2 separate regions of the Mus musculus genome follow, and region 1 is linked to region 2. Evidence: chromatin loops called from intact Hi-C (ENCODE). Cell type or tissue: heart. All regions are shown on one strand. Each heading gives the region's core, and the rest is flanking DNA. Links, peaks and the distances in the headings are about the cores only.

Evidence for each region. Peaks named below come from ENCODE experiments on the same cell type or tissue, not always from the same donor. Only the 100,000 strongest peaks of a DNase experiment are listed, where the experiment ranks them.
Region 1: it touches region 2 in a loop (2.8-fold over the local background); 7 of 42 quality-filtered maps call a loop at or near these places.

The regions. Positions count from the first base shown.
Region 1 is chr5:112,287,797-112,299,948 of GRCm38, forward strand. All of the region lies in intron 1 of Tpst2 (protein-tyrosine sulfotransferase 2), which reads left to right. Among named protein-coding and RNA genes, the nearest start is that of Tpst2, 17 kb to the left of the region's middle. In heart, for the core only: no CTCF peak of the experiment used is centred there; no DNase peak of the experiment used is centred there; H3K27ac peaks cover 1,117 bases.
Region 2 is chr5:112,234,782-112,246,933 of GRCm38, forward strand. Cryba4 (crystallin, beta A4) reads right to left here. Exons shown (of 6, transcript NM_021351.2): 6 at 11,711-12,037. The coding sequence ends at 11,890. It overlaps Gm52821 (a long non-coding RNA gene), which reads right to left and starts at 4,872. Exons shown (of 3, transcript XR_003955957.1): 1 at 4,351-4,872; 2 at 3,670-3,852; 3 at 3,393-3,477. RefSeq lists an enhancer at 1,348-5,739. In heart, for the core only: a CTCF peak has its summit at 6,137 (motif pointing right); a DNase peak (open chromatin) is centred at 6,150; H3K4me3 peaks cover 349 bases; H3K27me3 peaks cover 787 bases.

The DNA.
Region 1 (12,152 bases), core at 6,054-8,553, 54 kb after region 2:
CAGCAGATGTCCATACTGAGGATGAGCTGGGACAGCTGCTGTGTGCAAGGCCTTTGCCCTGTGGTGAGAGGAGGCTCTCCTGTTTCACAGATGAGAAGACCGAGACCTCTCTCCCTGACTCCCTGGTGTGTAAGGACAGTCAGTGAAGTGGCCTCAAACACATGGATGAGCCTCTGAGGGTATCAAGTGTAGAAAGAGAGAGGGAAGGGCACCTTGCCCAACCCTCAGCCCACATGACTGAGAACAGCAGGGCCAGGGCAGTGTTGGGGGTCAGCTTAACCTGCGCTGAGTGTCTGGGCTCCTTGAAGAAGGTGAAGCTTCGGGGAGATAACTGGGATGGATGTGGACAGCTAGGACTCAGCAGAGACAACCCAGGAAATGGCAGTAGGTTATGGCTCCTCCAACAGAAGTGCCGCCGTGCATGGCTTCAGACACTGCTGAATCCAGGAGCCTTACATAACTCCAGGCTCCATGTTGTTACCTTCTTAGCCTGTCTTCTGGGTTGGCTTCCCCCAGCCTCTGTGGCTGCTGCCTCCCTCTAGGAGGCCCTGCATGTTGAGCCCTTACCTTACTTGGATTCACTCTCTGGAAGATCCCGTTGACCTGGGCGGGTCCTGTGTCCAGCCTGAGCCACCTCTGTAGACTGGAGATAGAGAACTGTGATTGGACAGAGCCTTAGTTTTTTCCTACACTGGGAGCATGTCAGGAGAGAGTGCATGGCGCCCTCAGGCTGGCAGAGGGACCCTTGCTCTGGCTGGAGGTCTGGTCCTTGGTGATGCTTGGATCTGAGGCAGGCCCTTCAGAGTCAGTGATATACCAATATAGGTAGGGATGGCTTCTCAGAGGACCCTGGAGGGGGTGGAGGGAAGTGGGTGGGATCAAAGGAACAGGGTGGGAACACAGGAAGGAGGAACTTGGGTGGGGCGCACAGAGCGGTGGTGTGCCTAGATTCTAGTTTGCTCCCACATGGGCAGCTGGGACAGGAATGGAGATTGGAGCCCAGGTCCTTGAGTGGGGTAAGGAAGGGGCTGTGGATTGGCCCTAATGGAGGGACTTTGGCTTTTTCTGGGTTTGGAAGATTGAGGGGCTCTCTGACAGGGTGTGGGGTGAGATCTGTGCTTAGTGTCATCTAGGAAGGCTCAGGCTCAGACAGGGAACATGTTGTTCCTTAAGTCAGCTCTGTGAGGGAAGGAGGCTGGTGGGGGTGTGTGGGGGGGAGGGGGGGAGGGATCTGCAGTGGGGGTTGATGAGATCCGTAAAGGGGCTTGCTGCTAACCCTGACGACCCAAGTTTGATTCCTAGGACCCACATAGTAAAAGGAAGAAGAAAAAACTTCTGCAAGTTGTCCTTCAATATATATGTGTGTGTGTGTGTGTGTGTGTGTGTGTGTGTGTGTGTGTGTGTGTTTGTGTGTGTGTGTGTATATAGAGAGAAAGCCTAAGAGAAGGGGAGAGGGGAGAAGGCACAGGACAGATCACTGGTGTGTGTGTGTGTGTGTGTGTGTGTGTGTGTGACTCAGGCCCTGAGGGGGTCGTCGGCATGTTTGTCCGCACACACACACACACACACACATACACGCTCCACACGCTCTCCTGGATATGGCAAGGGGCCAAGCAACGGGAGGGGACTGAGCCAAGTGAGTAGAGACAGGAGTTATGGTGGAGGAGCACAGGCCAAATTTTGATCCCAGGCGTCTTCCTGAGCCACCCTCTCTACCTTATTTGCTGCAGTAAGCCAGGAGTGGCAGCCAGAGAGCTCGGGGACCCTCTGTATTCTCTCTCAACCCCAGGGTGACAGAGGCAAGCCACCATGCCCAGCTTTTTACATGGGTGCTAGAATCTGAACTCAGGTCCTCGTGCTTGGGCACTAAACAGTCCTGCCGAGTGTCTGCCCTTCTCACTGTCTCTCTCGTTTTTTTTTTTTGGGGGGGGGGTGGGCGGGCTGACTGCTTCTCATATGGTAACCCTGGCTACTCCTGGGAAACCAGATGAGCAGACAGGGCAGAGTTGGAGGCCAGCAAGGGGTCCTGAAGTGGGCGGCTTGGTGACCCCTGTCAGACATAGGTAGAACCCTAGGTTCGGGCAGGTTCCATATCCTGACAGAGCCTGCGGAGAGGGGGCAGCTCATCAGAGGACACTCATGTCCCAGGCATTGGAGGTTCGGGTCACCAGGGAAGACCTGTGAGCGTGTCCCTTCAGCCTGGGGTAGCTGCGAGGATAGGCAGGCAGCTTGCCCACAGCTGTTGGCCCTCAGCAGTTTTATGGAGTGTGAGTCCGGAGTCAGTGCCAGGCTTTGGTTTGGGTGACATGATTGGGAGCCTTGGCGTATGTAGCCTCTGTCCCTGGCACAGAGTGCAGGTGAGAGAGAACAAGAGCCTGTGTGTCCCTCCATGACAGCCAGGAAATGTCTGCCAGTGAGCCCAGGGGTACCGAGACTCAGCCCCTGTGACCCCCAGGCACTGAGGGTACCTTGCATTTCTGATTTTCTTGGGTTGGTTTTCTGTTCTGTAAAGCCCACTGTCGTGGTCTGGTCTAATCATGTGACTGTCTGGTTTCTTCCTCTTGGCCGACTGGACCGTGTTTATTGATTTGTGTTTGTTTGTTACTCATTTGGCGACAGGTACCCAGGTTGTTCCTGGCAGAGCCTGCTGGGAGCACTCAGTGAGTGCACCTTGGGGGACACTCAGTACATGCACGTTGGGGGACATTCAGTGCGTGCACCTTACGGGGACTGGCTTGATACAGTTCTGACGGATGCACACTTTACCAGGGACAACTCTGGGTGGCAGAGATGGTCACATCAGTATGCGGGTCTGCAATCTTGCAGATTTCCCTCAGGCCGCTGGCCTACAGCTGGTTTATGGGGTGTGACTTTAGGGTCGGTGCCAGGCCCATGGGCGGCATGGCCAGATGGGCAGGCATCATTCACCAGCATTCGTGTGGAGCCAGAGAGCGCTGTTTGTGCCTATCCACACTTGCTGTTGGCGTTATTATTGTCTTCAGGCACAGAGATCCCATGGTACCCTTAGCCCATTTCCCTGATGGGAAATACTGAATCCAGGGTCTCTTGCTCAGGTGCCAGTTTCGACAACCTTTGTCTCTTTAACCCATTTGTCTGCCATGTTACCTCTGCCCGGCCCGTTTCTCTGAGCTCTCCGTATATCCTGGACACACATCGCTTGTGTGATGTGTCACAGATCTCTGTCTCCTACCGGGCATCCTCTGATCAGTAAGAGGTCTTAATTTTGAGCTTTTGAGTCATTGATGTGCCAGTCCTAGAGGGGCAAGGTGGTAATTCCGGATGCTCCAGAGACTGAGGCAGGAGGGTCACAAGGCCTGAGGGGTGCAGCATTCAGGAGGCCACGGAGGAGGCGGAGTTGCAGGCCAGCAGCCAGGGCTACAGTCACCTCATCTTAGTGAAAGGTAGAAAGAAACGGAGAACCAGCTCAGTAGTGACAGTTGGTTGGCAGTGACTGTGTTTTGTGCACCTTGGGTTAAATTTATGTCTTTAATGTCCCAGAGAACATTTAGTTTAGTGTGTGGCTTACGTGTTTCTGCAAGGTGCTATTGGGAGTTACAGAGAGATGGTGGAGTGCTCTGGAAAGGTGCAGGCAGCATGGCTGGGTGGGGTTGGACACCCCCACCTCCCCTCTCACCCCTCCCCCTCTCCTCTCCCCTCTACTCCATGGCCTAGCAGTGCTTTCCAAGGTTCATCTGTTGTGTGACCTTCCAGGTGGCTTTCGTCCCCTGGGTAGAAAGCTTGGCACGCCTTCACCCCAATGTATGTACTTTTCAGGAGCGTTCAGATCCTCCGTGGTGCAGGGTGTTCTGGGGCGGCCTCATGGAGCCCCGTGGGGTGTGTGTGTGGAGTGTTGTCTGTCCTCCTCTCTGACCTCTGTGAACAGAGAGGTGCAGCTACTTGCCCAAGGCCACACAGCTTCATGGGCAGAACTCTGAGCTGGATGCGGGCTTTATGGGTTGAAGCCCCGCCCCATCCCTGAAATTTCTCTGTATTCATCAGGCAGTGTACCACTGAGAGCCTCAGTTTCCCCATCTGTTGATCTGGGGTATAGCAGTGCTCACTTGATGTTGTACAGCTGTTTTATGTAGGTGTTGCCATACTGGCTCAAAGGACCTCATGTTTATTGACTGACTCTGAGTGTTCATCCTCCACAAAAGGAAACTGGGGCTGTACCATGCTGGGGTCCCAGGGGTGCCACCTGTTTCTTCCCCTCCCCATCCTGTGTCACCCACACACCATCCTGTGTCAATTGTGAAGCACGGTGGGCAGACTTGCTCTGTGCCCAGCCGGTTCTCAGTCCCGCATGACTGGGCATGAACAGACACTGGGCAGCCTGTCTGCTGGCACCCAGATGCCCAGCCCAGAGGCCGTCTCCTCCCTCAGAAATGCTCTATCATTTGCTGAGTTTCCGTGATTTCATGTTCTTAGAAACTCTGAAAGCTTGAGTGACCACGGGCCTGTAGGCCGCGTAGGGGACCTTCTGGGGCTAGACCCAGAGGACATAGGTAGCAGGGGACTTGGAGGTAACTGGCTCCCGGCAGCTGCTCATCCAGACACCTCCTTCAGCCTAAATCGCCATATCTGGCAAATGGGGGGACTCGCCAGTTTGGTGAAGATGTCAGAGCCAGGCAGTCCAAGGTTGGTGCTGACAGAGTGGGGCTGTGGTGGGAGGGCCGGGCGCCTTCATCATCTGGGCAGAAGGGAGCGAGCCAGCTGCGGCCTCGTGTCATTCTGGGTCCCTCTGGGTCCCTCTCAGCAGGGCTTCTGGTGTGCAGATGTGTGGGACTGGTGAGGCACAGACCCAAGTCCTCGAAGTGGGAATCACATGAGACTCCCGGCCTATGCTTCTTTCGTCTAGCAACTCCCTGGGGCATTTGCCACACGGGGCACAAGAACAAAGTCCTTTAAATGGGTGGGTTGTACATCAAAGACAGAAGGAGCCTAAATGTCCTCCAGGATGGCCTTGGCTGAGTAAGTGGTGTGTCCCTCCCTGCAAGGGTACGGGAACACGTGGAAGCACCATGGCTCTGTGTGTCCTGCCTGCTCCGAGTGGAGCGCTTCTCACAGGCAGTTTACCAGAGTGGCTCTGAGCTGGAGTGGGGCCTGGCTTGCAACAGGCATCCCAGTGGTGTGTATCTGACTGTGGGGTTGACAAGCAGCGTAGCCAACCTTGCTTTTTCTGTTGCCTATAAACAACTTGAAGCACAGAACTCTTTAGACATGGTGCGGTTCTAAGTGATTTCTCGAGGTTGGGGCTCATTGGTGGAGGATGTTGGAGAGCTCTTTGACCTCCTCCAATCCTGTCCCCTTGTTGTGACAGCTAGAGCTATCCTCAAGAGGTCACACCTCTTAGGGTGTGAGGACAGTGAGCGTCCAGAGGCACAGGTGTGTGGTGGCTGGACAGGAGAGCGGTCCACCAGCCTCCACGGGTCGAAGCATTGAAGATCCATTTGTGTAGACTAGAGCTCAGAGAGGGAGAACAATTCCCCCCAAGGGTGTTCAGCCCACCCCTGCAGGCTCCTGGGCCTCCTGGGCCTGCCCTTGAGGCCCCGTGGACTGTCTCCAGCCTCCTCTGTTTTACTGTTTGGTGTTCTCCAGCCCGACTGGCACCCAGGAACAGGGCAAGCTGTATGTGCCAAGGTGTTGCCTGTGGGAGATAGGCTGTCCTTTTTACTCAACGGTCCTGGAGGGCCCAAGGGATGGGGGGCCTGAGAAGGACCTTGGCAGACAGATGCCCTGTGTTCCTTCACTCCCTAGTACTCGAGTCTAAGTTTGCTCCTTGTGTCTGCTGGGTTGGCATTGTGTATCCTGAGAGTATTCCCTGAAGTGTTGTAGGGTTTGACCATTAGTTATTTTCAATTCCACTCACTGCACAGCCTTAACTCTGAAGTTTCAGCTGCTCCAAAATTGGGAACTTTGTTACAGAGTTTTGTTGGTACTCAATAGCTTTTAGATATTGTGGAGTGTGATAACAGACACCTGCCAACCCTAACACTCAGAAGGCTGGGGCTGAGTCTCTAACAAGGCCAGCTTGGGTTACTTAGACGATCTTGTCCCAAAATAAACAACCAGAAGGTTTCAAAGTTCTGGACTTTGACATTAGGAATGTTTGACCCACATGAATAATAGTAGTGATAACATAGTGAGGAGGGCAGTGATAACATCCAGAGTACCTACTGTGTGCCCAACATGGAGGGTGGGAGGATAGTGATAGCATCCAGAGTACCTACTGTGTGCCCAGCAAGGATGGTAGGAAGACAGTGCTAACATCCAGAGTACCTACTATGTGCCTGGCGTGGATGGTAGGAGAACAGCAATAGCATCCAGAGTACCTACTGTGTGTCCAGCATGGATAGTGGGGCTGCACTTGGCTGGCACCATGACCCTGCTGCTCTTCTGAGCACGCACTGAGCATCCCCTCCAGCCACTCCTTGAGTATTTCAGGATCCAAGGGTCATAAAGCCAGGAAGCAAATCTAGAAGTGACAGGTTTGACTTTCCCACCCGTCCATCTGTTTATGTAAATGATACGGAGTCTCAGGTGACACAGACTGGACCCCAGTTCACTGTGTAGCTGAGGGTAATGCCAGACTAAGGCACCTCCTGCTTCCATCTCCTGAGATGAGCCACAGTTCATACGTGTGCAGTGTCCTGATGCCTGCTCGGCGAACACTCTACCATCCGCAGCACATCCCCCAGCCCCAGTGTCCTTTAGGAGAGTGGGAATGTTAGGAGAGCAGACACAGGCCCTGTGTAGAGCAAGCTTCCTGCAGAACTCCATGTTCTTCAGCAGCAGCAGCAGCAGCAGGTCTTGGGTGATGAGGGCTCCCATCCCACGCACCGTCCATGTTCATTTAACTCATCCCTAGTTGAATGTGATGGCAGGTTGATGGTCCTGCCATGTGTTAGTCATCAGATCAAGCCTCTATGGCCAACTAGCCTTAGAGTGCAGATGGGGAGACTGAGGCTGCTTCTACTAACTGCCCTCCCCTTCCCCAGCTGGACCTTGGCAGAGCTACATGTGATCTCAGCCTGTCCAGAGGCTTTCCCTGTACCCTGAACCCCCAGGCCTCACAACCCCGCCCCCTCATTCCTGTAATTACCATGTGGCCTTGTGGGAAAGGAGCAAGCTGAGAATGCTGGCCAACACAGACAGACAAGCCCTACGGGCAAGCAAGGGTGGGCATGCTGATGGGCGCAGCCCCTCCTGAGAGGAGTGCCCACCTCAGGGAGAAGCCTAGCCCAGTTTCCTGGCAGACGCAGACACCCTGACCTGGGTGCTCCCAAGTCAGAGGGTGACCTGAATCCGCTCCTGGTGTGCTGGGGGTCTCTCGTAGGGTTAAGAGTACTGTCCCTCGGGTGTTCAGGGTACAAGCCTACAGCCACCGCACCCCCGCTTCCAATGAAGTGGTTCTGTTATCTGGAGGGGACAATAAGTCTCATGCAATCTCACCCACTCAGCTCTGAGTCACAGAAAGGAAGGAGACAGGGACCTGCCTGACCCTCCCTGGGGTACCGAGTGACTCAGGCTCCAGCAAGTGAGAGGTGTGCTATCTTCCTTCACTGCCCAGCTTTTGGCTGGAGGACTTGACTGACAGTGAGGCCTGCCCCGCTGCGCCTTTCAAATGCAGATCATAGACTGGGGTGGGCTCAGCGATGAGCATCTTCTCGGCAGGCATGGGCTGGTTCAGCCCCTCCTCTGCAGAAACAGGCAAATGTTAGAGGTACCAGTTCAGGTACCAGGTTACAGGAGGTGTGGGCTGTGGAGCTTGGGGATGGAACTCAGCCTCCCTTTGGAAGTCTCATGGGGAAACTGAGTTCCTGAGTAGAGAGGGGCCTGCAAGATGTTGTTCTGACTAAAGGCCACAGACTCAGAACTTTCACCAGTGGCTGGACTGAGGCCGCTGTCCTCGGGACACCTCAGGGCAAGCCTGTGTGTTCCCGAGGGTGGTGTTCTCCCCTGTGTCCCCAGACACCCTGGGGTGAGGTTGGAGGCGGCAGTCTCTGAGCCTGGCCAGGGTCAGGCCGCGGTTTAGTCCTGACTCTGGTATTTAACCTCTCCGAGCCTCCTGGCCCTCATCTGCGATTGGGTATCAAACACCATTCTCACAGAGCTTGAGGGAACTTACTGTGTGAACCAGGCTGCCTGGAGCTCAGATCGGCCTGCCTCTGTCTCCCGAATGCTGGAGTTAAAGCGCTTAAACCTTCAGTAGCAGCCCATGAGTGTCTTAAACTGGGTTGTACCAAAACCGATGCTGTGCCCGTGAAACCATCTTGCACATGTGTGTCCCACAAACATGGTGAGCCACGTGCCCTGTGCATGGTGGTCGCCAGTGGTGGTGACTCAGATCTCTTGCCTCAGTATCCTCCACTCAGCCCTATGTGTGAGAGCCGCTGCACCCATTTCACATGGGGGTAGAAACTGAGGCCCAGAGAGGCCAAGTGCCCTCCCATTGCAACTCATCCCCATCCCTGCCTGGGACTGTCATTCTGTGTTCTGCCTCTGTCTCCCTTCTTTGTTGATGGTAGGCTAACATATGGCTCTCTGCCCTCCCCCTACCCCCACCACCACCACACACACCCCAGGCTGCTCATGTAGAGCCTGTGGTCAAATTCAACCCTGAGGTTGTTTCATTCTTGAAGGTGCCAGCCAGGGTGCCAGTGAATAGAGGAGACGAAGAGGGTTATCTTCCAATGCAGAATCCTCCTGCCTCAGCTGGGATCAGGGGTGCAAACCTATACCCAGCACTAGCAAGGGCTTCTCAGCTAGGAGCCCCAAGTGCATTCAGTTAGACAGAAAAGAACTCCATCTTATCTAACTGCTCCATGTGTCAGAGTTGGTGGCACATGTTTGACAGGAGCTGTGTGTGTGCCGCCCCCCAACCCCCCACCCCCGCCCCCCCTGTGTGTCTTCCTGGCACATTGCCATGACCTTAGACCTGCTCACCTGGCTGGTGCATCCTCTTCCCACTTGGTCCTTATAAGTTGGATACACAGTTGCTCCCTGCACCTCCTTAAAGCTTCTGTTACATTACATTTATACCACTCTGTAACAGGTGTCTGCAGTTTGCAGAGGGGGTGTGGGTTGGTGTCCTATGGATTGGACAGTTTTAGTGCCAGGCTGCTCCACCCCTGCCTGGGGGCCAGCCTCTGATCTCTTCTCCTTACAGAGGCTGCCTGGCATAGGGCCATCCAGGAGGCCCGTGTACTGCTGGCTGCTGCTTTGCTGTGGGGCTCGCCTGTCCTTATATCAGTTGTTGCTTCTCGGCTGCTCTGTGTGTAGTATCCTCTCCTGGGTGACCCATATACCCATCTTGCCCCTGTCTGCCTGGGCTGCTGCTCTGCTGTCTGGACATCACCTGTGGGCAGGCTCCCTGTCTGTGCTCCAGTATAATACTCACAGTGGCCGTCAGAGCAGCTGCCATCTTCAGATGCACTCCCCAAATGTGACCTGCTGGCTCAGAGTCCCATCACTAGTACAAGCCAGTCACAGAAAACTGTCTGCCTGACTTGGGACACAAAGCACCACCATTGTAAGACCTGATGTCATGTCCCCCATGGCCAACCCACAGGAAGCACACACTGAATGCAGGGTGTGTGACCTAAGTGGCATTTCAAAGAGAGTGGGCTGGGAGGCAGCACTTGCTGAAAGTCAAACCCTGGGTCTCGCTGTGTCTTCTGAGTCAGCCATATGTGCTTGGGTTCACACAGGATGTGTTGTGACAAGCACAGAAGAGCCTCATGCTGACCACGTGGTATATGGCAGAAATGTAAAATTTTTTCTTTCCTTTTTTAGGCAGGGTTTTATGTCATCCAGGCTGGAGTTAGAATTACTGTGCAGCACAGGCTGACCTCCAATTTTTGATTCTCAACCCTGGGAGTGCTGGTATCTCAGGCTTGTACCACCACACCTCATACTTGACCCTCTGGATGGACTCAGGCAGAGGCTGCCTGCCATGATTCCGCACACTTTACTGTTGACTTCAGTAAGCCATGGCTAAATGACCCAGGTACTGTGGCACATACCAGTCATCCCATACTTGGAAACAGGCAGTTTTAGGTTCTAGGCCAGCCTAGGTTACTGAGTGAGACTCCCATCCCAGCTCCCTCTACCCGAAGACAGTGAATGTTTCATAGCGATGGTGATGGTGGTTTTAGTGCAGTTCCCTGCACAGTGTGTGTGCACACGTTTGTATACGTGGCCATGGTCAGCTTGTACACCCTTACCACCACAGGCACAGGAGGGATGTGAGGAGCTGTCACCATGGCTACTGGTGGGCAGGCTGCCCCCTGTGACCACCACTGCATTTGTGCCGCTGTTGGAGGGCAGGGCCCAGGGATGCTCATTGATGTTTGAGTTCACTTTCCAGAGATGAAACAGGATATGTCAGGAGTCACATATAATCACACGTCGTAATGTCAGCGCTTGGGAAGCTGAGGCAGGAGGATTGCTATAATCCTCCGGCCTTAGAGGCCAGGCTAGGTTGCAGAGAGAAATCTTGTGAGTGCTTGCTCTGTCAGCACGTTCTAAAGCTGGATGGAGGTTAGCACAAGGGTGACTTCGAGGAAGCTGTTCTGAGCAGTGTGCTCCAGAGAGGAAGTGTGTGCGCGCGCACAGGAGACTGTGTGTTTGTGTGTGTGTGTGTGTGAGAGAGAGAGAGAGAGAGAGAGAGAGAGACAGACAGACAGACAGACAGACAGACAGACAGAGACAGAGTGTGTGTGTGTGCTGAGTGTGTGTCATACACACATGCAGGTGAGTGTGTGTGCACCCGTGACATGCCAGAGTATATTCTTGAGCACGTGTGTGTATGTGTGTTCCACATTGCTTGCAGTCAGCAGAGATGGGTCACAGCCAGGTGTACAGACTCCACACCAGTGCTCTGCCTCCACCCCCAGTTTCCTGCTGAGTGGGGACAGGATCCTGTGTAGGAGGCTATGTGGTTGCAGGAAGCTGGGCTCCTGCAAGGTCATCCTGGCTCTTTCCTGTTTGTGCTGCCCTGGACAGAGGCCTTGGGGCCTCTTAGCACAGAGGCCCAGAGTGAGACATTGCCACAGGTCCAGGCTGAGCCAATAGGAGCTAAGCTGGGCACTGGGCAGACTGTCCCTGGCAGTTTTCGTTGAGCAGTGCAAAGGATTTAAGAGCCACTAGCTTCAGACCTACCTGGGACCTGCCAGTGCCTTAGTAATAAGTGGTACTGGTTCTGTCTGTGAGGCCCAAGTTAGATCCAAAATGTATGTAAAGTTATATACCATCAGACAAAGCGGTACACACCCAAGATCCCTGTGAGGGGGAATCTGGAGCACAAGGCCACCACAAGTCCCCATCTCAAAGACAACAGAGTAAACCCAGCCAACTAACCTCCAAGTGCACGTGGGTCTCTTAGACCTTGCTGGGTTATCAACAGGAGGCAGTGCTCCATGTGTGTCTGTGAGTTTTATGAAGGATCAAACATCATGTCCTGGAATTCTGCATTTTTTCTCTTTCTGGCCAAAGCAGGCCACCCAAGTCCTCCTATTGGGCTTTCTGAGAACCAGACACACTTTGGTCTTGCCCTGTGGATTTGCCCCATGTTGCACTGTCCCATTGGTGTTTAGTCATGAGTGCCTGCCCGCACAACAAGCCATAAGCCCTGGCCAGCTTGCCACATGGCGCTGTGAAATATCCAAGGGAAACACAGTACCTTTGGCCACATGTGGCACCTATGTTAAGTTTTGTGCCGAGGCAGGGATGTTGGTTTCTCAGAGCACTCCTGACCTTTAGAGGCCTTCAGTGAAGCAACTTGTAAACTTTTGAGGCTACACCCAGAAGCTGGGGGTGGGGTGTGAAGGTCAGGAAGCCATTGTGATTCCCAAGTCCCTGAGGTCTTGATGCACAGGGTGCTGTGGCTGGCTGTGGTCCTAATTTAAATGTTGACATGTATTGAGTGAAGACTGCATGCCAGCCTTGTCAGAAGCCACGTGGTCCATGGGACCTGCTTCATCCCACACACCTGTGTTCATCACATAGCTGGCCCAGACCAACCCAGGACTCCTAGCCTTGGAGTGGGGAGACCCTGAGGGGATAAGGCTTGCTGTCCCCCACTCCCAGTGTGGGCCTCAGAGGGCCTGGGCCTCTGAAGGGCAGGAAGG
Region 2 (12,152 bases), core at 4,997-7,496:
CTCTGTCTGTCTCTGTCTCTCTGTGTCTCTGCCTCTCTGTCTATGTGTCTCTCTCTGTTTATCTCTGTCTCTTTGTCTGTCTATCTCTGTCTCTCTATCTCTCTGTCTCTTGTGTCTCTCTTCCTCTCTGTTTATCTGTCTGTCCTTGTCTCTCTGTCTGTCTCTATCTCTGTGTCTCTCTGTCTCTATCTGTCTCTCTCGGGAACTAACCAGGGTCCCCCCAAGTTAGCTATATTAATACATTCTAAGGATGCAGATCCCAATAACCCAACCGCCCCTCCTCACCAGGCACCATGCCTTAAAGGACAACCTACCTCCTCCCAACACCACCTCATGAACCAAACCCCACCAGAGGTCAAAGAACAGCTCTGGGACCCTGGCTTCCCTACACGCCAGTACTCTGCCACTCTGTGCACTGTGAGGACCTGCCCAAGTTGTGACCTATAGCCCCTGACTCAGCAACCTCATTCTAGTTCAGATCTGAGGCTAGTTCTTGGTTCCCTGGCCTGGACGCCATATGCATGGGCTAAGCTGCAGAAGCAGGTGCAGTGAAAAGTTCTGTGTGCTCTGCTTAGCCAGGAGACAGTAATAGAGTACATGGTTTTTTCTGTGGCCACCATAGTGCCAACGTTTGGAAGGGGTGATGGAGGCCTCACATACGCAGGAATGCAATCAAGTGTCAGGTGTTGCCATGGGCCTCTCTGGGCACAGTGAGTATGAATAGGAGCTTTCTTTGGTTTCTCCTGATCCATAGAGCTGCTCATGTGCCCATCGTCCCCTTCCTAGGCAGGAATTATGATGGTGATGGACGTGTCTGTTTGCCTTCACATTCCTAGCGATGTCCCCCACCACACACACACATAAGGCTTTACATGGATTTTTGTGTGCTCAGGATGGATACAAACCTGTGTTTATGTTCGAAGGAAGGACAGAAGTTGTCTTAGTCAGAGTTTGTATACCTGCACAAAACATCATGACCAAGAAGCAAGTTGGGAAGGAAAGGGTTTATTCAGCTTACACTTCCATACTGCTGTTCATCACCAAGGAAGTCAGGGCAGGAGCTCAACGCAGGGCAGGAACCTGGAGGCAGGATCTGATGCAGAGGCCATGGAGGGTGCTGCTTACTGGCTTGCTCTCCATAGTTTGCTCAGCCTGCTTTCTTATAGAACCCAGAACCACCAGCCTAGACATGGCCCCACCCACAATGGGCGTGGCCCTCCCCATCAATCACTAATTGAGACAATGCCTCACAGCAGGATCTCATGGAGGCATTTCCTCAAGGGAGGCTCCTTTCTCTGTGATAACTTTCAAGCCTGTGTCAAGTTGACACAAAACTAGCCAGTTCAGAAGTCGGCCTCAGAAAACGTCCTTGTTGAATTAAGACAGTGTCTCTCCCTGTCCACAATTTTCCACTGCTCGTGGACTTTATAATTAGGCCAGGCTGACTGGCCAACAGGCTCCAGGGGTCTGCTCAGCTCTCCTTCCTCAGAGCTTGGAATACAAACGTTGACAAGCACTTCCAGAGTTCTTTAAGTGGGAGCCGGGGATGGAACTCGGGTCACCCTGCTGGCAGTACTAGCTCTTTACCCACTGAGCCATTGCCACAGCCCCTCACTCTGTCCACTCAAAGTATCCTTCTGGCTCCCATGGGCCCTGTGAGAGCCCAAGATTGCCTTTCTGCCTGCACAGCATTGGCTGATCAACTTCAACCCCTGCTTGCTGTATGGCCTGATACCCATGGCTTCTCAGGCACCTTGGGGAGCCTCTGCCTTGCCCCTCCTTGTGCCAGTCTGTGCCAGGTTCCACATTTACCCAGACTGCACCAGGCTAAATGTTCCAGGACAGCCCAGTGGACCAGCCCATAACACAGGCGGCTCTCACAACCCCTAGCAGACCCCAGTCCAGTTACACAGCAGCCCCTTTGGTTGGACATCACAGCCTTTGGCATGTGAGCAAAACCCAGAAGGGCCAAGTGAGGTGCCTGGAACCCGTCTCCTTCTGTGTACAGATGCTGTTGGGGCTGCAGACACTCTGCCTCAGCTCTGTCTTGTTCCCTTCCTCTGCCTTTCAGCCAGCTAGAGTCAAGTCAGGCCAAGCTTGTTCCTGGCTCTGCCTCTGCTCATCATCAAACTAACTAACTCTCTTCTCTCTCTCTCTCTCTCTCTCTCTCTCTCTCTCTCTCTCTCTCTCTCTCTCTCTCTCTCTCTCATTGTGAAGTATAACTCTGAATTTCCTTCCCACTATTGTCCCATGGCTTACATCTCTCCCTCCCTTGCACAGGAAGACCGTACTCGCCCATTCTCAGGAAAATATCATAAAGGACCTTAGACACAAATAGGCCCCCTGTGCCGCAGAGTACTAAGCACTGAGCCTTGCCCACGTGTGTATGCCCGTGTCTTCCATGCACAGTGCTCGTGGTCACTCAGGCCTTTTTTTTTTTTTTTTCCTATTAGCAGGATTTGAACCACACCTGCTCCGTGGAGGAAAGCCTGGGGCACCCAAGACTCACCCACTTCATTTAGTAGGCCCACAGCAAGGCTCTCGGAAGCTGGGATGCTGCTCTCAAGAACAGCAACAGAGCCTCCCGCCCCCCACGCTCCGTTCCTTGTTGAGTCTCTCTGCCCTCCTGCTTTTGTGCGCCTGGAGCTGCATGCAGGCCTCTGTCCCTCTGACCCTGCCCTGTCCTCGTCTCCCCGCTGGCTCACTCAGCCTCTTTGTCCCTTTGTGTCTGGACCACAGAGAAGGGCAGGGCATGCTTGCCGCCTCCAGCCGGCCTCATCATCCGTCTGCAAACAGTCCTGCAGATGCCCTGCACCTGCTCCTGGGCTCCCAGCCGCCCAGCAGGTGCCGCCCAGCCAATCGCAAAGCTACTGCGGCGAGAAAGGCAGAGGCCAGACCTCCAGCTGCTCCCTCCGCCCCCCAGAAGCAGGGACAAAGTCTTTCAGCTTCCCGACGAGGCAGTGTATGCAGCAGATGCTGAGGGGCCAGAGTAGGGGCAGAAGGAACTGCGGTTGGGGGAGGCGAGCCCTGCGGGAGACCCCACAGACACCACACTCAGGGTACACCTTCTCGCCCAGCCCCACCTCCCACCCAGACCCATCACTGGATCTCCGGCATTTCACTGGGTCATCCCCACCCCACCCCCACCCCCACCCCCACCCCACACTGAATCACCAAACATATCTGCTCCTGCTGCCTCTGCCAGGTGCTTCAGCCTGTCCCCTCTGCCAGTTCCAGAAGACTCTGAAGATGCAGGCTGACCTCATCCATCGCTCCCCTGCTGCTCACTCCGGCCTCAGGACTAGCAGCAAGCTTTATGCTGGCCTTCAGAGTCCTCCCCTAGCCTTGGCTGCCTGCTGGCTCAGTGGTCTCCGATCTAGCTCCAGAATTGCCAGCTGGACATGCCTGGTCCAATCTCTTGTTCTCAGGGGATCTGCTCATTTCCAGATAAAGTCAGTCTTCATAGGTTTATGACCCCTGGAAGATAGACCCTCATTTGGGACTGGCTTTAACATGGTATTTTAATTCCATGCGTGCACGTGCCTGCACACATTCACATATACATGCACATACGTCTACACACATTCTCACACACGATGAAGTTGCACACACATGCACACGTACATCTGCAACACACATGTCTACACACATTGCCATACACATGCTAACCTGTGAGACTCCTCAGGGAAGACATTTGCCCCTCTCTCAGCCTGGCAAAGGGTCTGCAAGGAAGGATACCCTCCATATCTGCATGTGGACAAACAGCTGAACAGGAAGCCCTTTTGGACACATTGTACAGATGCCCAAGCCAATCTGCAGGAGAGTGAGGGCTCTGGTCCGCTCCCATGTGACCTGCAATAGGGTAGTTCAGGTCTCCATCTGTCTCCCAAAGGTCTCCTGTAGAAGGCAACTCAGCCCTCAAGTACCCCTTCAAGGATGACAAATGCAGACCCTCTCTGGGGAACATCCAACATGTCTGGATTGGTAATAGTGTCTTCCTCCACATGTGGGTTGTGGGTACCTGACCTCTGCTTGCACAGAGGCAGGGCCACTGTGTTCACAATGCAGACGCCTCAGGAGGCACTAGGGCAGACTGCAGAGAAGGGACATGCACACTCAGGGCCTGCTGAGTTCCATTTCTGGATTGGCACTGCAGTTGTTATAGACACCGTCAGCTGGTATGGTACCAGGGATTGGCACCAGACCCACTTTACAGACAAGGATATTGAGACTGAACAAACAGGTCTGAGCTATGATGCAGCCCCAACATTCTTCATCCAAGACCACCACCATCCTAGTCCCACCCAGAATGCCCAGAAATCCCAGAGAAATCCTCTCAGCCAGCCGTACCCACTCTCTTGTTATCTCACTGTAGTTGTTCTGCACAGCAGGGCATTCAGTATTTATGAGATGCCCTCAGCTTTCTGTGGAGCAGCTGAGCTCTGTCTATGTGCTTGGAGGAGAGAAGCAGACCTCTGCAGTCAGTGACCCAGCAGGAGGGGGCTGGGCTGGGTTCAGGCTCTCATCTGGCATCTGCTGAGCCTGTGAGGACAAGTGGGGCTGGGAACATATGGGTGAGTCTGGAGACCTTTGTTCTCTGGCTTACCCAAGTACCCAAGGCACTTGCAGAGAGCCCAGAAGGGGGCTGGGTGGGCAAAAGAATGTTTGAAATGCTCAGTGGTCCAGGCACAGGGGAGGCCAGCCAGTCTCGCAGGGTGTGGGTGTGCAGGGTATGGGTGTACAGGGTGTGGGTGGGAGGGTATAGGTGTGCAGAATGTTGGTATACAAGGTGTGGGTGTGTACAACATGTGCACACAGAATGGGTGTGCAGAGCCTGGGTGTACAGGGTGTAGGTGTGCAGGGTGTGGGTGTGCAGGGTGTGGGTGTGCAGGGTGTGGGTGTGCAGGGTGTGGGTGTGCAGGGTGTGGGTGTGCAGGATGTGGGTGTGCAGGATGTGGGTGTGCAGGGTGTGGGTGTGCAGGGTGTGGGTGTGCAGGGTGTGGGTGTGCAGGGTGTGGCTGTGCAGGATGTGGGTGTACAGGGTATGAGTATGCACAGCATGGGTGTACAGGATGTGGGTGTGCAGGGGGTGTGCAAGGTGAGGATGTGCATGGTTTGGGTGTGCCCCTTCTGAACCAGTGTTGGGCACTGTCCCACTTCTCGCCCAAAGAGGAGAGTTTAGAAATATGTTGTCGGACCTGGGCATGGAGCAGTAGGAGAATTCTAGTCTAACAGACACTGATCTCTGGATTTGACCTCCAGCACAGCGTGCACACACACACACACACACACACACACACACACACACGGTGCGGGTGAAGAACTGGGGAGACGGCTCAGTTGGCAAAGTGTTTGCTGCACAATCACAAGGGCTATGTTTGATCTCGAGGCATCCACAGCTTGTTCTGTGACACTGGCCCGTAATCCCAGCCCCCAGGAAACAGAGACTGGTTAACTGATCCCTGGGGCCCAGCAGCCACCAGCCTCATCTAACCATGGAGCCCGGGAGAGATCCTGTCACAAAGGAGGTTTCCCTGAGGATGCCACTATAGTGTGCCCCACCTCCCCAGACTTTCTAGGCACAGGCACCCACATGCACACCAATATTATACATGAATGTAATGAAATATTACATATATTACATAAGATAAGGTAGGAACCCCAGGGTCAGTGGCACATGTCTGTAATCCCAGCATTTTGCTGGCTGAGTCAGAGAAATCAGCTCAAGTCCAGCCTAGGCTGCACAGACAAAATAAAACAAGAAAACAAGAAGAGTAAGACTTAGAAAAGGATACATAGTCAGAGATTTAATTGTTCTAGACGCAATCACTCTGCTCTGAACAGTTCCTGGGAGTGGGCTGATCCATGTTTCTGAGCATCCTGGAAGCCAATGAGAAAACGGAACACAGTTCAGAACACAGTTTCGCACAGGTCCACAGTGAGTCAGAAAACACGCAGATGTGGAGACTGCTATGGCTGCTTTGAGAGCAGGAAGAAGCTCAGGCCCCGACCTCACCAGGAAGCGCACTCTCCTTGGCACTAACTCTTCCTTGCCGATTGGCCCACCCCACTCTGCTCCAGCACCCACCCCGCACCCGAGAGCTGCAATCTTCAGCAGCGACTAAATGGATGTGTTTCCACAGTTCACCACGAGGGGGCAGTGCCACGCAGGTCCTGATCCACAGACCGCACAAGAGAGGACCAGGATGCTGGGGAGCTTGGGAGTTGCTAGGCCTCCATAGAGAAGCTGGAGGGTGAGGCGAGGGTGAGATGGGGGACAGTAAGTGAGGGTGGGGTGGAATGAGCCTCAGCCTGTCATTTAGAGAATCACTTGAGCTCAGGGCCAGCCTAGGCTAAACTCAGTCCCTCTTCTCTCCCTCCTTTCTTCCCCCCCACCACCCCTGACCTCTCACGTCCTCCCACTTCTTCCCCAACTCCCCTGTAGGCTTGCAGGTAAAGGCACTTGCTGACAAACCTGAGGGCTTGAGTTTGAACCCTAGAGCCTACGTGGTGGAATGAGAAAAATCAATGCCCAATGTTGACCTTTGACCTCCATTTGACAGATGAGGCACATATTCACACACACTTGTAATAATAACAATGTACTTTTCAGTGTAGTGATAACTTTTTAATAGTCCTTATCTAGCTGACTCAAGGTGCCTGGCATACTCTAGATGGGGGAGAGGTCTTTGGAGAGAGTCAGGAGCCCAGAATCTGTGCAGCATCTTGGCCCTGTCTTCTGTATGGGATTGCACAGTTGGCCTCAGTGTTCCCATAGGAACTAGGAACAAGAAGGCATAGTAATGAAGGATCATGGTCACTGTGAGAGAGAGAGAGTCAAAAATGAAGGCTCAGAGCTTCGCAGCTCTAGGGCAGAAGTAGGAACATCCTCCACCAAGCAGTGTAAGCTGCAGGGCCTATGTTTGGGGTAGGTGCTGGGGAAGTAAAGTCAGGGTTGGAAAATGTCAACAGAAATTTCCTCTTTAAATGTCACAAGAAATCCAAGTCTAGCAATTGGGGGGCGGTGTATATGATGACAGCTGGTTTTGGTTGTCAACTTGACTATATCTAGAGTTAACTAAAGCCCAAAACTGTCTCTCTGGGCACACCAGTGAGGAACGTTTTGCCTCACTGGATCATTTGAACTAGGAAGATCCACTTCTAATCCAGAACTCTGGGGTAGGAAGGCACATCTCCTAATCTGGGCCACACTTCTGTCAGCAGTCTGTATAAAGGGTTTGGAAGAAGGAAGCTCTCTCTCTCTCTCTCTCTCTCTCTCTCTCCCTGCTTTCTCCCAACCTCACGAGCCTGTTCCATCACTGACAAGAGAGCCTCCTTCTTTATGATTCTGGTGTATACTGAAGACCAGCTAAGACATGCAGCTTCACAAACTGAACAACTGCTGGATACTGGGACCTTCCATACATAGGCAGCTATTGTTAGATAGACAGACAGACAGACAGAGAGGGGTTCAGTAAATTTTGTTACCCCAGAGAACCCTGACTAACACACTGTGCAAGGATGCGGCGTCTCCCTCAAGGGGCACAGAACTCTGCTGCTGTTCTGTTCCTCGATGTGCTTGCCTGATGCTGCCTTTTTGTTGGCAATGGCAAGGAAGACTTGGAGCAGAGCCAAGGGTGGGCAGGAAAGGGAGGCACCTCCCACCTGTGGTTTCCCGTCCATTAATCTAGTAATTACAGCCCCGGAAGGAGGGTGGGCAGATTCCCCACCCACAGGGCAAGAAGCAGCAATGCATGACTCCTTCTTGGGGAAGAGAGGCGACAACAGTGCAGGGGGTGGAAAGGAAGGCAGCTTCCCCCTCCCCCTCCTGTTTCTACTGTGAAGCAGTTTCCTCTGAGGTTAGAACTTTCTATCTCTGATGGCGGCTCTCTAAGACTCAGGGTGTTTACGGGAGATTAAAGTAGCAGATGAGCTAAGGGGATGAGACTGCATTCCTTCAGAGGAGCTCCTTAGCTTCAGGAAGTCCCTGAAACTGAGCAGATTCACTAGGCCCCTCCCTAGTGGTAAAGCGAATCACTCTCAGAGGAGCCCAGCTACCTGAAAGAGGCTCATATCAACTGAGACTCCAGGAAAGGTCACTCTCCAACCTGTTGAGCTGTCTGCAGACTGGGCAGCATGCTCCAGGCTCCCAGCTTTGTGAGCTGTCACCTGTGCTAGGGTGGGCTTTGGTGGCACAGCTGTCTTAAGAGTCACTTATGCTCCTGTAAGTAACCCCAGTAAAACTACCTCACGGCTCACCAAGTTTGACTTTAACGGTAACTGAACTTTGACCTGTCACTGAATCCCTATCTGGGGTGTGTGAGCTTTGTTCACTGTTCCTGGGAACAGCGTCAAACATCTTCTCTCTCACATTCAAGCTGTGGTGGTTCCTTCCCTGCCCTCAGGTGCCATTGAAGCCTAGTCTGTATTCTCTACTCCTGGACATTGGCACACATCAACAGTGGGAGGAGCCACACGGAGGAGACCAGCGGGCATTGGCTCACAGCAGCAGTGGGAGGAGCTACACGGAGGAGGCTGGTAGAGGAGGGGAGCACAAAGGCACAGTTGCTTGTCTTGTATTTCCTTTCCCACATATGCATCCTTGGACCTCAACACTGTGCCTTTAGGCAGAAGGGAACCCAAGGGTTGGAGGGGTAGGATGGCTGCTGGAGGTCACCCCATCTAATGAGTACCACCATAGGATCGAGACCCAGGTGTGACTCCCTTCCTGAGTAACCATTAGGACGCTTCGAAGAGCAGAGAAACAGATGTGGTTTTTTGGTTTTTTTTTTTTTTTTTTTTTTTTTTTTTTTTTGCTGTGTGGCCTTGGGCCAGACATTGACCCTCCCTGGCCCAGAAGCCCCTAGTTTGAGGGTGTCCTCCATTCTTAACCCTGTGGTCAGCCCTGTTTGCTAAGCTGTGTTCTCTGTGACAGGCGTTTCCTGCCTTCCAGTTGCTTTGGCCCAAATAGCGACAACACTTGAATTGTCTTTCTTTTATAACCTTGGGAGATTGACCTCCTGGGAAATTTTGAAAAATAATTTTATGCTCTCTGCTTCCCTCCCAAAATTGCCTTGCTGGGTCAACGTTTTTCTTCTTTATCACAACAGCACAGCCTCACATCTGGGACACCACCACCACCCTCTCCCCCCCCCCTTTTTTTTTTCAGTTGTCAGCTTATCTCCTGGCTTTGGCTTGAGCTGGCTCGTAATGGAGGCTCTAGTGACCAACCCCCCACCCTTCCTTCGTTCTGTACGACAATCTTCCTTGGCTTACTCCCAGGAACCTAAGCTACCCAGTTACTCATCTTACTTTCTTAACGTGATCCCATCAGACTTGCCGTTTATAACCCTCAGTTGATCCCCTTGATTATCTCTGTATTATACCCTGAAATCTTGCATCACCCATAGCCGGGTAATTTAACCCATAGCCATGGGCTGGGTAGCCTCCGGCAAATTCCTTGACTTCTCTAAGCCTCACATGCTGTATAGTCCAGGCTAGCCTCAAACTTAAGCAATCCTTTTGCCTCGGTCTCTTGAGTGCTGGGATGACAGGCATGCACCACCAAGATTGGTTTATCAAAATACTCAGGGGGGAGGGGATGTAGCACAAATTTAGCATAGACAAAACAGGACAGAGGCAGGGCTGGTTTCTAGCTCAGTGGTAAGCTATTTGCCTGGCATGCATGGGGACAATCCCTATAAGTCTCTCTCTCTCTCTCTTTCTCTCTCTCTCTCTCTCTCTCTCTCTCACACACACACACACACACACACACACACACACACACACACACACATACACACACACTAAGCAGGATGCTTTATAACTAAATTCCAGCAAACTCCAAGAGGATGGTGGTGCTAAGCCAAGTGGCTTTCAACCTGTGGATCATGGACCCTTTGGGAATTAGAGTTACCATTTCACAAGGGTAATACACAGAAAACACAGATATTTACACTGCGATGTATAACTGTAGCAAAATTACAGTTATGAAGTAGCAACAGAAATAATTTTATGGTTGGAGGTCACCACAACATGAGGAACTGTATGAAGATGTCACAGCATTAGGAAGGTTGAGAACCACTGCTCCTGGCCAGCCAGGGCTATGTAATGACAATCTCAAAAATCACTCAGTGGCAATGAGCTTGTAACACAAGCTTGAGGGCTGTGGGTCTGCCTTCTGCTTCCCACCTCACTGCTGGTGTGTGTGAGCGCTGCTCAGGCAGACAGAAAGGGGAGGCAGGCGCTAGGTTACATTCCATCCTCTTTGCTGTGGTGGTGTTGGGCGTTTGGGACAGACACCTGCTCAGGGGTGGCAGAACACAGCTGCAGCTCAGGTGAGACAGCTGTGGTTCCCATACTCCCAGACACCCAGAGGCCACTGGGAACCTCGAGGGAATCTGAATGGAGGCTTGTGGGCTGCTGACAAGCGCTGAGGGGGTGGTGGTGGAATCTGACTTAGCTCAGGGGTCAGTGTCCAGAGCACAGAGGAGCCTTCTGCAGGAGACTGAGGCAGCACGGCTGTGTATGACAATGGCTTCTCCCCACAGCAGTTCTTTTGAGAGAGACATTCCTTGTTTGTCCAAACTATCTATTCATAGTGGAAAATGGATGCATACCACTCACTCAGGGTGAACCAGAGTTTAAATACCTTTTGCAGGAAGGAATGTCTGGGAAGGGAAACTTATTGGCTAAACCCTCAGGGCCAGCCCATCTAGATACCTCATTAGCATGGAGAACTCCTGTGCTCCCTGACTAGGGGGTCACGATCCTCAAATGGGGTGTCATGGTCACATGCTCCAGGACAGGAACTGGGTTGGGAGTCCAAAACGCCTACTGTTCTCAGATATGAGAATTACCGGGATTTCAGAATCCACTCAACCTTCCAGATTTTGTCTGGAGACACAGTTCCACTTGCCCCACAGAGGACTGAGAGGAACAAATTCTCCAGACCCATGAACACTCAGGCTCGGAGCAGTGGCACAGAGGTATCTGATCTGAGTGAGATGCTGACAGTGTGTGCGAATGACCATGACTAGGCTTCTCCAGAGGACCCAGGTTCTAGTCCTTTAGTGGCTCACAAAGGTCTGTAACTCCAGTCCTGGGGATAGGGCAACCTCTTCTGTCCCTCTGTGGGCACCGCACACAGGTAGTCACAGACCTACCTGCAGGCAAATCACCCATACACAAAAAAGAAAAATCTTTAAAGCATAGATCAGTGAACTAGACAATGAGGGATCGACAGCTAGAAGAGGGCTTGCTGTTTTAGCATGTTTTAGATTTCTCACACCTAGCCCTGCTCATAATGTCATGTAACCCAGCTCCAAAGGATTGCAAACTCTTTTCTGCACCTACGGAATTCACAAGCACAGATGTGCACATGCACACCACACACACACACACACACACACAGAGCAGAGACAGAGTTAAAAAAAAAAACAGGCTGGAGAGATGGCTCAGCAATTAAGAGCACGGACTGCTCTTCCAGAGGTCCTGAGTTCAAATTCCAGCAACCACATGGTGGCTCACAACCATCTGTAATGGGATCCAGTGCCCTCTTCTGGTGTGTCTGAAGACAGCTACAGTGTACTCATATACATAAATTAATTTTTTAAAAAAAACTAAAAAAGCAGACAAATGACGGAGAAATTTTACAGAGCTACAAATTAGTTAGTCGGGAAAGCAGGTAAAATTGAGGGGACACAGTTGATACTGAGTCTTTTGTTTTTCATTTTATTTCTTTGAGCTCCATGAGCTGGCGGGGCATGGGCTGGCTGACAGGGATGTGGGGTTCCCAGAGGACACAAGGGTAGCCAGAACCAAGAGCAGCCACATCCTCCGGCCAGTCACCCAGTCGTTTCGCAGGCACCCCAGGTCGCCAGTGCGTGCTCACTGCTGGATTCTGCGCACACTCTGCACCTGGAAGGTGTGAGCATGGGAGCCCCACTCTCTGAAGTGCTTGTAGTCACCTGAGTGGTGATCGCTCTCCAGGATGTACTGAAAACCTCGGTAGCCAGGAAACTGGGAACAAACCCACCTAGAAAATAGAAGAGACAGAGGCTCCAGGACCCAGAACTAAGACAGCAAAAAGCAGCAAAAAGCCCAACCAGCGCTCGTGAGCTTCATGGCCCTGGTACTCCACACGCACGTAT